Regions from separate parts of the Homo sapiens genome. Here region 2 is linked to region 1. A link is an interaction called in ENCODE POLR2A ChIA-PET data of the cell type or tissue named here. Cell type or tissue: GM12878. All regions are shown on one strand. Each heading gives the region's core, and the rest is flanking DNA. Links, peaks and the distances in the headings are about the cores only.

Region 1 (5,645 bases), core at 1,646-5,645:
ACAGTGGTAAGATGCTCAGTCTGAGACATCTGAGGTCACTAGCCCAGATAGGTAAGTCACAACAGATCCTTAAAAGGGGAACTCATAAACCAAGAGCCAGTGGGGAAGATAAGGAGTCCAAGGCCTCAACCTGAGGAAACAGTGACTGCCCCACTTGCTGCTTTGCTCCTCAAGGGCTGAGTGGAACCTCCATGTAAACATGGACAAATACCACATTTATGAAGGGGGAGGTTTTGAGTTTTTTTCCTGTTCTTCCTGCCCCATTTGCAAGCTTAGCTCGGATGGCTGTGTGGGTAGATGAGAATTATTAAGTAACAATGTGGGGGAGGTCTGAATTTGAATATGAAAGAACCTGTCATCAGCATCTTGTACAATAAAAACGGTGCTCCCTGTGAGGACCTCTTAGCCTGGAATTTGTAAAATAAGGACTCCCTGGAACAGAACTGTTCAATAGAAATCTCTGCTCTGATTGAAATGTCCTGTATCACTGCCACAGCAGCCACTAGCTACATTCAGCACTTGAAAGTCTGGCTCGTGTGAATTGGGATGTGCAGTGTAAAACATAAACAAGGCTTCAGACTTAGTATGAAAATGCAGCAAAATAGCTCAATTTTGATTACATGTTGAAATGATAAAATTATGGATATACTGGGTCAAATAAAATATATTAAGTGGATCACCTGAGGTCGGGAGTTCAAGACCAGCCTGACCAACATAGTGAAACCCTGTCTCTACTAAAAATACAAAAGTAAGCCGGGCGCGGTGGCTCACACCTGTAATCCCAGCAGTTTGGGAGGCCGAGGCGGGTGGATCACAAGGTCAGGAGATTGAGACCATCCTGGCTAACAACGGTGAAACCCCGTCTCTACTAAAAAATACAAAAAATTAGCTGGGCGTGGTGGCGGGCACCTGTGGTCCCAGCTATTCAGGAGGCTGAGGCAGGAGAATGGCGTGAGCCTGGGAGGCGGAGCTTGCAGTGAGCCGAGATCGTGCCACTGCACTCCAGCCTGGGCGACAGAGCGAGACTCTGTCAAAAAAAGTATCCAGGCATGGTAGTGCACGCCTGTCATCCCAGCTACTCGGGAAGCTGAGGCCGGAGAATCGCTTTAACCTGGGAGGTGGAGGTTGCAGTGAGCCAAGATCGTGCCATTGTACTGCAGCCTGGGCAACAAGAGCAAAACTCTGTCTCAAAAAAAAAAAAATTAATTTCAACTGTTTTTATTTTTTTAATGTGGCTACTAGAAAATTCTTAAATTACATATGTGGCTTGCATCCATTTCTACTGACAGCACTGCCCCAGAACAAGACTTAGGGGGCAGTGGGTAGAGGGAGGAACAACGCCTGCAGCCGTGGGTCTCAGCCTTGGCTGCACATCAGAATCTTACTTTAAAGAGAGCTTTAAAAACATCTCTGTGCCCAAGCCCTACCCCAGACCAATGAAATCATCACTATGTTTTGTTTTGTTTTGTAAAGACAGAGTCTTGCTCTGTCGCTTGGGCTGGAGTACAGTAGCAGGATCTCGGTTCACTGCAACCTCCACCTTCCGGTTCAAACAAGTCTCATGTCTTAGCCTCCCAAGTAGCTGGGATTACAGGTGCATGCCACCACGCCTGGCTAATTTGTTTTTGTTTTTGTTTTTAGTAGAGGTGGGATTTCACCATGTTGGCCAGGCTGGTCTTGAACTCCTGACCTCAGGTGAGCCACCGTGTCCGGCCTCATCAGTATATTTTTAAATGCCAAAAATGATTCCATATGCAGCCAGGTTGCAAAGGGAAATGCCTGACCTTTTGTTGGGGGGGAGAAGGGAGGGTCATCTTTAAAAGCTATGTGATTAGGAAGTAGAGTGACAAGCCAGGAAGTGAAATGACAAGCCAGAAACTAGCAGAAGGGCTTGAACATGTAGCTGAGTCTCCCAAGATTTTTACCCTGGTGGTTGAGAATGCCCAGAGAGTAACCCCATTTTTCTCTGAAACTCCTCAGAATGAGGCTAATGGGAAAACAACTACAGCTACTGCCACAACTCTTTACCCCATTTGTCCAAGTGTCCAGGGTGATCTTGATGACAACTGTCGTAACATCTCCCCGCTGCCACTACCAGATGGGTTTAGATGCAGTAGCAGACATTGTGTGCAATTCAGAGTCGCCCCATAGTGTCTCTGTCAAGTTTGGTTCCAAACAGACTAAGTTCTGCTCTTTTCCTAGCAAGTTAGAAGCCCTAGTACAATGATTCTAAATCCCGCTGCTACATTAGAAACATTTGAAGAGCTTCGTAAACACCAGCAGCCCACCCCCGGGCCTGTGTATGCTATCCAGGGTGAACAATAACCACTGGACCGCTACTGTTGAAGGCAGGTCGTGAGACTCTGAGCCCTGACTCTTGGCAGGACAGGAGGCCCACAATCATGTGGCTTTCATTCCTTTCTGGCTTTAGATTCCATTGTCTTTTAAGTAAAACTTGGGTTCATTAATTTGTTTAAGCAGTGCCCTAGTAGCTACAGAAGCTGATAGTAAAAATCCTAACTATAATGGCAACACATGTGCCAAGCACTGCTTATACATTACATGTATTAACTCTTTATCCTCAAAACAATCTCATGAGGTAGATGGTACCATAATCCATAGTTCCTAGATAGGAAAACTGAGGCACAGAGATTCTAAATTCACTCCAGGTCACAAAACTAGGAGACCACCAAGCTTTGCTGCCTCCAAGTGATTAGACAGCTAGATCTGCTCTGATGACCTAACATTAGAGTCCTTGTACCTTCTGCAGAGATCTTCCTTAGAACAGTGCTTCTCATACAAATGTTGGTACCAACCATCGGAACATCAAGCTCCCAGGTAAGGCGACTGCTGCCAGTCTCTGCATCACATGCTGAGTAGCAAGGTCTTAGGGCTCTCTCCTTCCCATCTTGTAATTTGACAGTTAGATGCCTCAGTGCGTAAGAACTTAAGAATCCAACAATTTCTCCTTTTCTGACACACAACCTCATGTGGAAACTTAGTTGGCAGTAGCACTGTGTCCTTATAGTCAGGATACCCCTTGGGCAAGGAACTTGGTAACTGAATGCTCAATGCTGAACATGCACCTAATTTTGAGGCTTCACTGGGTGCCATGAAGCAAGACTGATTTGAAAACAGCACTTACGGGATCTGACTGCATACATGCAGAGTCAGAATAATTTGGCCTGCAGCCAAAATGAGCTGGGCCACAAACAGACTTAAAAAAAATTAACTCATTTTTGTAAAGTCCCATTAAATGGATATGCAAATGGAAGTGCAGGGAGACAAAATGTGACCCTTGCTAGCAGAGAGTCTATTAGCAGAAGGCTGGTGTGTCAGTTTGGGACACATTCCATAAACCTCTGAGAAGTTAAACTTCCCCCTCAGAATTTGGAGGCCTGAGCTATACACAGCACTGAGCAGGCCACTGCTAGGATGCCTGAGGATCCTGCAGCACAGAGGCAGCTCTAATGCATCTATCCAGCTAAGCTGCACAGGCTTGCTGGATGCCCTGACAACTCGCAAGTAGCACTGCAGCTCCAAGGCTTGCTGCCTAAGTTGCTGGGAGGTGGCTGTAGAGAACACCTGAAGATGGCCTCCAGTCCCTAACACGAATGCACACCCTGTGGCATCAAGTACCACACGCATTCATCTGAGAAAGATGCTGCTCTGAGTACAGAAGCACTGCCACCTTCCAAGCTCTGAGTCTGGCAAAGAAAGAAACGGGTAAAGCCAGTGGTAGATTCAAGCCATGGAGCTAATCTAAGGTGAAGTGGGACCCTGAAGTACTATGTGAAAATGAATTTAAACTGCCCCCTAAAGCCCTCTCCCCAACCCCTCCACTGAATGACACAGATCCAGGTAAAACCACTTCTCCAGTGGAGAAACTGTGCAATAAAAAAAGGAAAGTTGCAGCAAGACCTACATCCAGGAATGGCCATGTGACTCAAGACAGACATCAGTTTATGCTACCAACAGCGCTATGCATTGGGAGAGGCTGACCTAGAACTGTATGGATGCCCAATCCCTAGAGAACCTACGTTCGCCCCAACCAAGGGCAGGTCATGGAGGCTGTGGGGTCTACACCGACTCATGAATTGGCTGGGCTGATGAGCACACCTGGCCACCCATCTGCTTTGGAGTCCACGCGCTTCCACTGGACCTTGGATTATCTCTTCTCCAGCAGGGCAGGATGGGTGGTGGGAGGTGGAAGGGCAGTGACCACTACTGTCAATCCTGGAGAGGCACTGGCTTCACAGTGAAAGTTAATAAGGCCCTGAGGCTCCCCAAGATTCTAAAATAAAAAGATTAACCACTGGTTGTTGTTCCTTTTTTTGTTTTGAGACAGTTTCACTCATGTCACCCAGGCTGGAGTGCAGTGGCGTGATCTTGGCTCACCACAACCTCCTCCTCCCAGCTTCAAGCGATTCTCCTGCCTCAGCCCCCGAGTAGCTGGGATTACCGGCGACCGCCACCACACACGGCCTAGGACAGAACATATTTATCTGATAAAAAGAACAACTAGGCCGGGAGCAGTGGCTCACGCCTGTAATCCCAGCACTTTGGGAGGCCAAGGTCGGCGAATCACCTGAGGTCAGGAGTTAAGAGACCAGCCTGGCCAACATGGTAAAACCCGTCTCTACTAAAAATACAAAAAAAGTAGCCGGGCGTGGTGGCAGTCGCCTGTAATCCCAGCTACTAGGGGGCAGAGGCAGGAGAATCGCTTGAAGCTGGGAGGCAGAGGTTGCAGTGAGCTGAGATCGCGCCACTGCCTGGGCACTCTAGCCTGGGCGACATGAGTGAAACTCCGTCTCCAAAAAAAAAAAAAAAGTCCTGTCCTTAAAGAGGTATTTACCCAGAAATGATCAAAGTGCTTTAAGCACATTTCTAAATAAAGGATGATTAAGTGTGGGGTGAGAAGTCATTAATTGGGCCTGAAGGGTCAGGAATTGGATTTCTGGTTACTCTGTCCTAAAATCCTGACTTGGGTTACTGGTATAATCTGCTTTAGGGTGGATTCTCAGCAGAATGGAAAGGCAAATGGGACTTGGAGAGAAAATGGCCTTGAAGCAGTCTCTGTTGCCCTGAAAATCACTTTTCATTTCCAAAACATCACAACTTCCTTTTACTGAAGATCTCTTTAAGATCCAGAAGCAAATAAACACCATATTCTTAAACAGCACAGGTTTCCCAATGTCAGTTATAATATCTGGCCAGGCATGGTGGGTAACACCCATAATCCCAGCACTCTGGGAGGCCAAAGCAGGAGGATCACCTGTAGCCAGGAGTTTGAGACCAACCTGGTGAGGTAGGAGGACTTCTCAAGCCCAGGAGTTCAAGGCTGCAGTGAGCTATGACTGTGCCACTGCACTCCAGCCAGGGTGACAGAGCAAGACCTTGTCTCAACAACAATAAAAAATAATATCTTAGAGATATTATATTTAATGATATACTCCTGTTTCTATTTTAAACAGGGGATTAACAAGACTCTTATCTATGTTCTAAACAAACAAAGACCAAAGACCATTCACTGCCAGGTCTGAGTTCCCCTCTAACGTCATGACTAGGAAACTTGTACACTGATGTTTTTTCTGAAGTTCTGTCTGAACAAAGGCATGGTTCCCCATTCCGTTTTTGGCCTGATT
Region 2 (5,148 bases), core at 904-4,903, 130 kb after region 1:
GTATATGATGTAATACCTGACACATAGTAATTGTCGAATAAATGTTGTATTCATTTCTGTCTTTAAGGCTCTATGAATAGTCTGTTCCCTTTCCATTTGCTGCTCTCTTGGATATACTTTTTCCTTTCTTCGCTTCATTATCCCAATCCCACTTTAGGGCCCAGTTCAAGTTCCTTAAGCTTCTTTCTATCCAACCCAGTCTTTCTTGTGTACCTAAATTTTGGAGGGGCCCAATGAAACATGTCTTTCAGATGTTAGTAACAAAATGTACGCATTGCCAGTGGAGCTGGGCATTTTAAATCACTAAATGTTCAAGGCAGCCAACCTTTGGTTAATATTGTTCTTTCTTCTTGTTAAAATATGTTAATATACCTTCACATCACATTTGTGAAATGTGCCAGGCATGGTGGCTTATGCCTGTAATCCCAGCACTTTGGGAAGCCAGCTTGGGAGGATTGCTTAAGTCCAAGAGTTCAAAACCAGCCTTGGCAACATAGTGAGACCCTGTCTCTACAAAAAATAAATAAATAAAATAGCCAGGTGTGGTGGCGTGTGCCTGTAGTCCCAGCTGCTCGGGAGGATCACTTGAGCCCAGGAGGTTGAGGCTGCAGGGAGCCATGATCATGCCACCGCATTCCAGCCTAGGTGAAAGAGTGAGACACTGTCTCAAAAAAAAAAAAAATTGTAAACGTGATTGAGACACTGTATGTTATTTTGCATTATTGCAAATCTGTTTCTGTCTTGTGTCCCCAGCTAGATTCCAAGTACCTTGAGAATAGCGATCATACCTTATAAAACACAGAAGTGTTCTGCAGATGAAAATTGGAGTGAATGAACACACTATGACAAAGGAGAATTTTGTTGGAGCATTTTGTGGGGAGGGTCATCTGGGAAATCTGGATCTATTCTTTTCTTTTTAAAATTTTTATTATTTATTTATTTATTTTTATTTGAGAACAGGGTCTTGTTCTGTCACCCAGGCTGGAGTGCAGTGGCATAGTCACAGCTCACTGCAGCCTTGACCTCCCTAGCTCAAGTGATCCCCCTACCTCAGCCACCCAAGCAACTAGGATTACAGGCACGTTCACTACACCCAGCTAATTTTTGTATTTTTTGTAAAGACAAGGTTTGGTCATGTTACCCAGGATGGTCTCAAACTCCTGGGCTCAAGCGATCCTCCTGCCTCGGCCTTCCAAAATGATGGGATTATAGGCTTGAGCCACTGTACTTGGCCGGTTCTTTTTTTTTTTGAGACAGGATCTTGTTCTGTTGCCCAGGCTTGAGTGCAGTGTCGCGATGTGAGCTCACAACAACCTCCACCTCCTGGGTTCAAGCAGCTCTCCTGCCTCAGCCTCCCGAGTAGTAGGGATTACAGGCACGTGCCACCACACTTGGCTGATTTTTTGTATTTTTAGTAGAGATGGGGTTTCACCATGTTGCCCAGGCTGGTCTCAAACTCCTGAGCTCAGATGATCCACCCATCTCGGCCTCCCAAAGTGCTGGGATTACAGGCGTGAGCCACCGTGCCCGGCCGGATCTATTCTTTTCAAACGAATGAAATGTTAACTTTCTTGGTACACTTCCTTGGTATAATGCTGAACTCGTATAGTAACTCAAATGGGTATCTGCATAGATACAGGGGTTTTCGTTTTGTTTTTCCAATTTGCAGGAAATTATAGTGACTAGCGTAATAAAAACAATCAATGACTTGGGAGACAAAGGAATCCCTGAGTATCTCTCCTCTCATGCCCTGTGAATGAATAACAACTTTATGGCTTAGAGTCCTCCTGTCTTCCCTTTTCACCCCTCTAGTCCCTCCTCCGTCCATTTCTTGAAGGGAACTATGAGTGTGATAGAAGGTGGAGTGGGGATTCCCTGTGGCCTGAAACATTTCTTGCTTAGTCTAACTCAAAAGATCCTTTTTCATTTGTTACCAAAAATGTATTAGGTCCCTGTTGAAGGCTAGGCATGGGGTAACTGGTAGGGGAATACAGATATTTTTGAGTTCATAATCTGGTCATGTGGGAATTGCTATCTTTGTGATTTTGATTATTTCTTCCAGATTATTTTATTCAATAAATCTAGGAGACTCTGGGTTTTAAGGAGTCAGCATCTAAAAGTGATCTTGCAAGCCATGCAATGAATACTCAAAGTGTAGAGTAGTCCACAGAAAGAATAGGGAAAACCTAACATTTCTGTAAGATTTAAATTTCAGTATAAAATCTGGAACATTCTACTCGCAGTAGTATTTTAAATGTTGTATTTTCGTGAGTTTGTTAACCTTCGTTTTTTGTTTTTGTTTAACATTCTTGCATTTTAAATCAGGTGCAGCTATTGCTGGAGTTTACCGAGCAGCAGGGAAGGAAATGATACCATTTGAAGCCCTCACACTGGGCACTGGACAGACATTTTGCGTCTTGGTGGTCTCCTTTTTACGGATTTTAGCTACTCTATAGCATACATCCTTATGCTGAGATGTTGAACTTAAACTTTATGGAATCCTCCAAAAGAATACATTATGGAGTGTAGTGTTTTCTTAGTTCTTCAAAGGGAAGCAACTTGGATGAACAGGAACATGAAGGACAACACATCTCAGCCTTTTCTTCATTTTGAAGCTCCTAGAATTGAAGACTTATGTGGACTCCTATTGTTCTCAACCAAAACAAGTCTTTTGGCTTTCTTTTTTGTAGATATTTGATTTAAGCAGTTTTCATGTGTACCTTTACCCAAGCCAAGTCAACAGTGTCTCTGGGGTGGCATCCTTTGCACTGAAATTTACAGTATTCTGTGAGATGTCGCATATTTTGAAGAAACCGTGGAAGATACTGGTTTATTTCAAATGAGCAGAGTATGTTGTATTAAAATCTTATCTAATCTTGATTAAAATTTGGCAAACTCTTTTCTTTGCTACATCTTAGTGACAATAAATGCCAAATAGGTTTTGGTTGAGTATAGTTTTGAAAACAAATTTGGTGAAATAAAGCAGGAAAAAAAATTTAAGTATAACTCAAGTAGTGGCTTTGGTTCCACTGTTTATAAATAAAAAGTAGATAACAATGAATAATGTGACATTTTCTGGACAACTGTCTTGACTTCTGATTAAGATATTTTAAGAGATGTGAATTTGTTATTTTGTATGTTTTATCAAAATAAGCTAGCTAATTTAGACTTTTTAGATTTTCTGTACCACCTTTCCCTATCACTTTTAATTCTCTTAATTTTATTTCATTTAATTGGAAACATACATACCCTATTAAATGGCTTGAGTTGGAAATTTTAAGCCAGATTTGTTTGGACATTGAGGCACACATAAGATACTTTAGGCATTCTGTCATAGTTTTTCTTAGTGACTTTGGTATACTAATGACCCTTGAGAAACTATAGAAGTGCATCTGAAACTAGAGTTAGTGGTTATTGATTTTTTAGCTTAATGTGTTTACCTAGTGGTAACTCTTCAGCCCACTTTTACAGTATTGGGTATCAACTCCCAGAAAGTGCCTAAAGTTTAATGTTCAGATATGTACCCACTCTCCCCTTTACATTTTTATTCAAAAGAATTTATATCTTTAAAGAGATTTAAATATCAAGAGTTTTTTTAAAACTTAATTTTAGCTATTTAAATTTTTATTCTACTGCCTAACTTTCTTTTTCATTAAAAGGCCTGAAAACTGTGACTCTTTGAGAGGGAAAGAATCGCAGAAATTAAGTATTTAATGTGATCCTTTCCACCTAAACTGTTTTGTATGGAATACAATCAGTGTGGTGGTAGTGGTGGTGGTTATCTGCAAAATAGTTTCTGGTGATTAAATCTGACTTTTTTTTTTTTTTTTCTTTTAAATGAGACGGAGCCTCACTGTGTTGCCCAGGCTGGAGTGCAGTGGTGCAATCTCAGCTCACTCCAACCTCTGCCACCCGGGTTCAAGCGATTCTCCTGCCTCAGTTTCCTGAGTAGCTGGGATTACAGGCACCTGCCACCGTGCCCGGCTAATTTTTGTATTTTTAGTAGAGATAGGTTTCACCATCTTGCCCAGGCTGGTCTTGAACTCCTGACCTTGTGATCCACCCGCCTCGGCCTCCCAAAGTGCTGGGATTACAGGCGTGAGCCACCGCGCCTGGCCATAAATCTGACATCTTTAAAGGAAAGTTTTCATTGTGAGATTAAGGCTTAACAGCCCATGAGGTCATATACACATGAACGTATCTATTCCATTTAAAGCAATACACACTCTGGCTTCTGATTAAAAATAGCCAGGAGGAGAGTCTCTGAATCTACTGTGATTCTGGAGTCTGCCCAATTTGGAAAAAAAAAAAAAAGAAAAAAGTCAGGAGGACCAATTTGCCAGGGAAACTCATAGAAAAGAATTACAAAGAGATCACAAAAACTGGACATATTCTTTTGACTAATTAGACCACTTATGGCTGGGCGCAGTGGCTCACACCTATAATCCCAGCACTTTGGGAGGTCGATGTGGGAGGATTGCTTGAGCCCAAGAGTTCAAGACTGGCCTGGGCAACATAGTGAGACCTTGTCTCTACTACAAAATAAAAAAAAATTAGCTGGGCGTGGCCTCAGCTACCCAAGAGGCTAAAGTGGGAGGATCACTTGTGCCTGGGAGGTTCAGGCTGCTGTGAGCCGAGACCACGCCACTGAACTCCAGCTTAGGCCACAGGGCAAGACCCTGTCTTAAAATAATATTACTAATTTTGGTAATTAACTTATCAAAACTATAGTGACATATACACGGGCAGAAACTTATAAGTAGAGTTGTAATGCAGCCAAATATTCTTACAAATTCCCTAACAAGAAGCTCAAATCTTTCTCACAGGCAAATTGTAAAAATTCTAGTTTTTTGTTTAAAGAGCTGTGATTTTCAAAAGTATCCCTTCAGTTTAAGAAATCTGGGGAATTGGTAACTTTTCTTATGGGAAATGATTGCCATCATCTCTACTGAAGGATGCCTCTTACTGAAAAATGTCTTTTGAAGGAGTTCTTGCCTAAAGCATTCTTTGGATGTAATTTCATACACTAAACATATAGACCAGTAGTTAGTGGGCCCCTCCTCTTAAACAGTAACTTTTGAAGTACTGATACATGATTAAAATGTTAGATATTTTTCACTGGAGCTAAGACTTAAAATTAGGGCATTT

What was found. ChIA-PET counts read pairs that join two places held together with the same protein. Peaks named below come from ENCODE experiments on the same cell type or tissue, not always from the same donor. Only the 100,000 strongest peaks of a DNase experiment are listed, where the experiment ranks them.
Region 2: POLR2A ChIA-PET joins it to region 1 with 6 read pairs; 12 of 35 experiments call an interaction of 5 or more read pairs at or near these places.

The regions. Positions count from the first base shown.
Region 1 is chr16:75,570,857-75,576,501 of GRCh38, reverse strand. All of the region lies in intron 3 of GABARAPL2 (GABA type A receptor associated protein like 2), which reads right to left. Among named protein-coding and RNA genes, the nearest start is that of GABARAPL2, 7.3 kb to the right of the region's middle. RefSeq lists a silencer at 1-58 and an enhancer at 4,086-4,205. In GM12878, for the core only: no CTCF peak of the experiment used is centred there; no DNase peak of the experiment used is centred there; H3K4me3 peaks cover 1,154 bases; H3K27ac peaks cover 3,077 bases.
Region 2 is chr16:75,444,866-75,450,013 of GRCh38, reverse strand. It overlaps TMEM170A (transmembrane protein 170A), which reads left to right. Exons shown (of 3, transcript NM_145254.3): 3 at 2,326-5,148. The coding sequence ends at 2,456. Among named protein-coding and RNA genes, the nearest start is that of CFDP1, 14 kb to the right of the region's middle. In GM12878, for the core only: no CTCF peak of the experiment used is centred there; no DNase peak of the experiment used is centred there.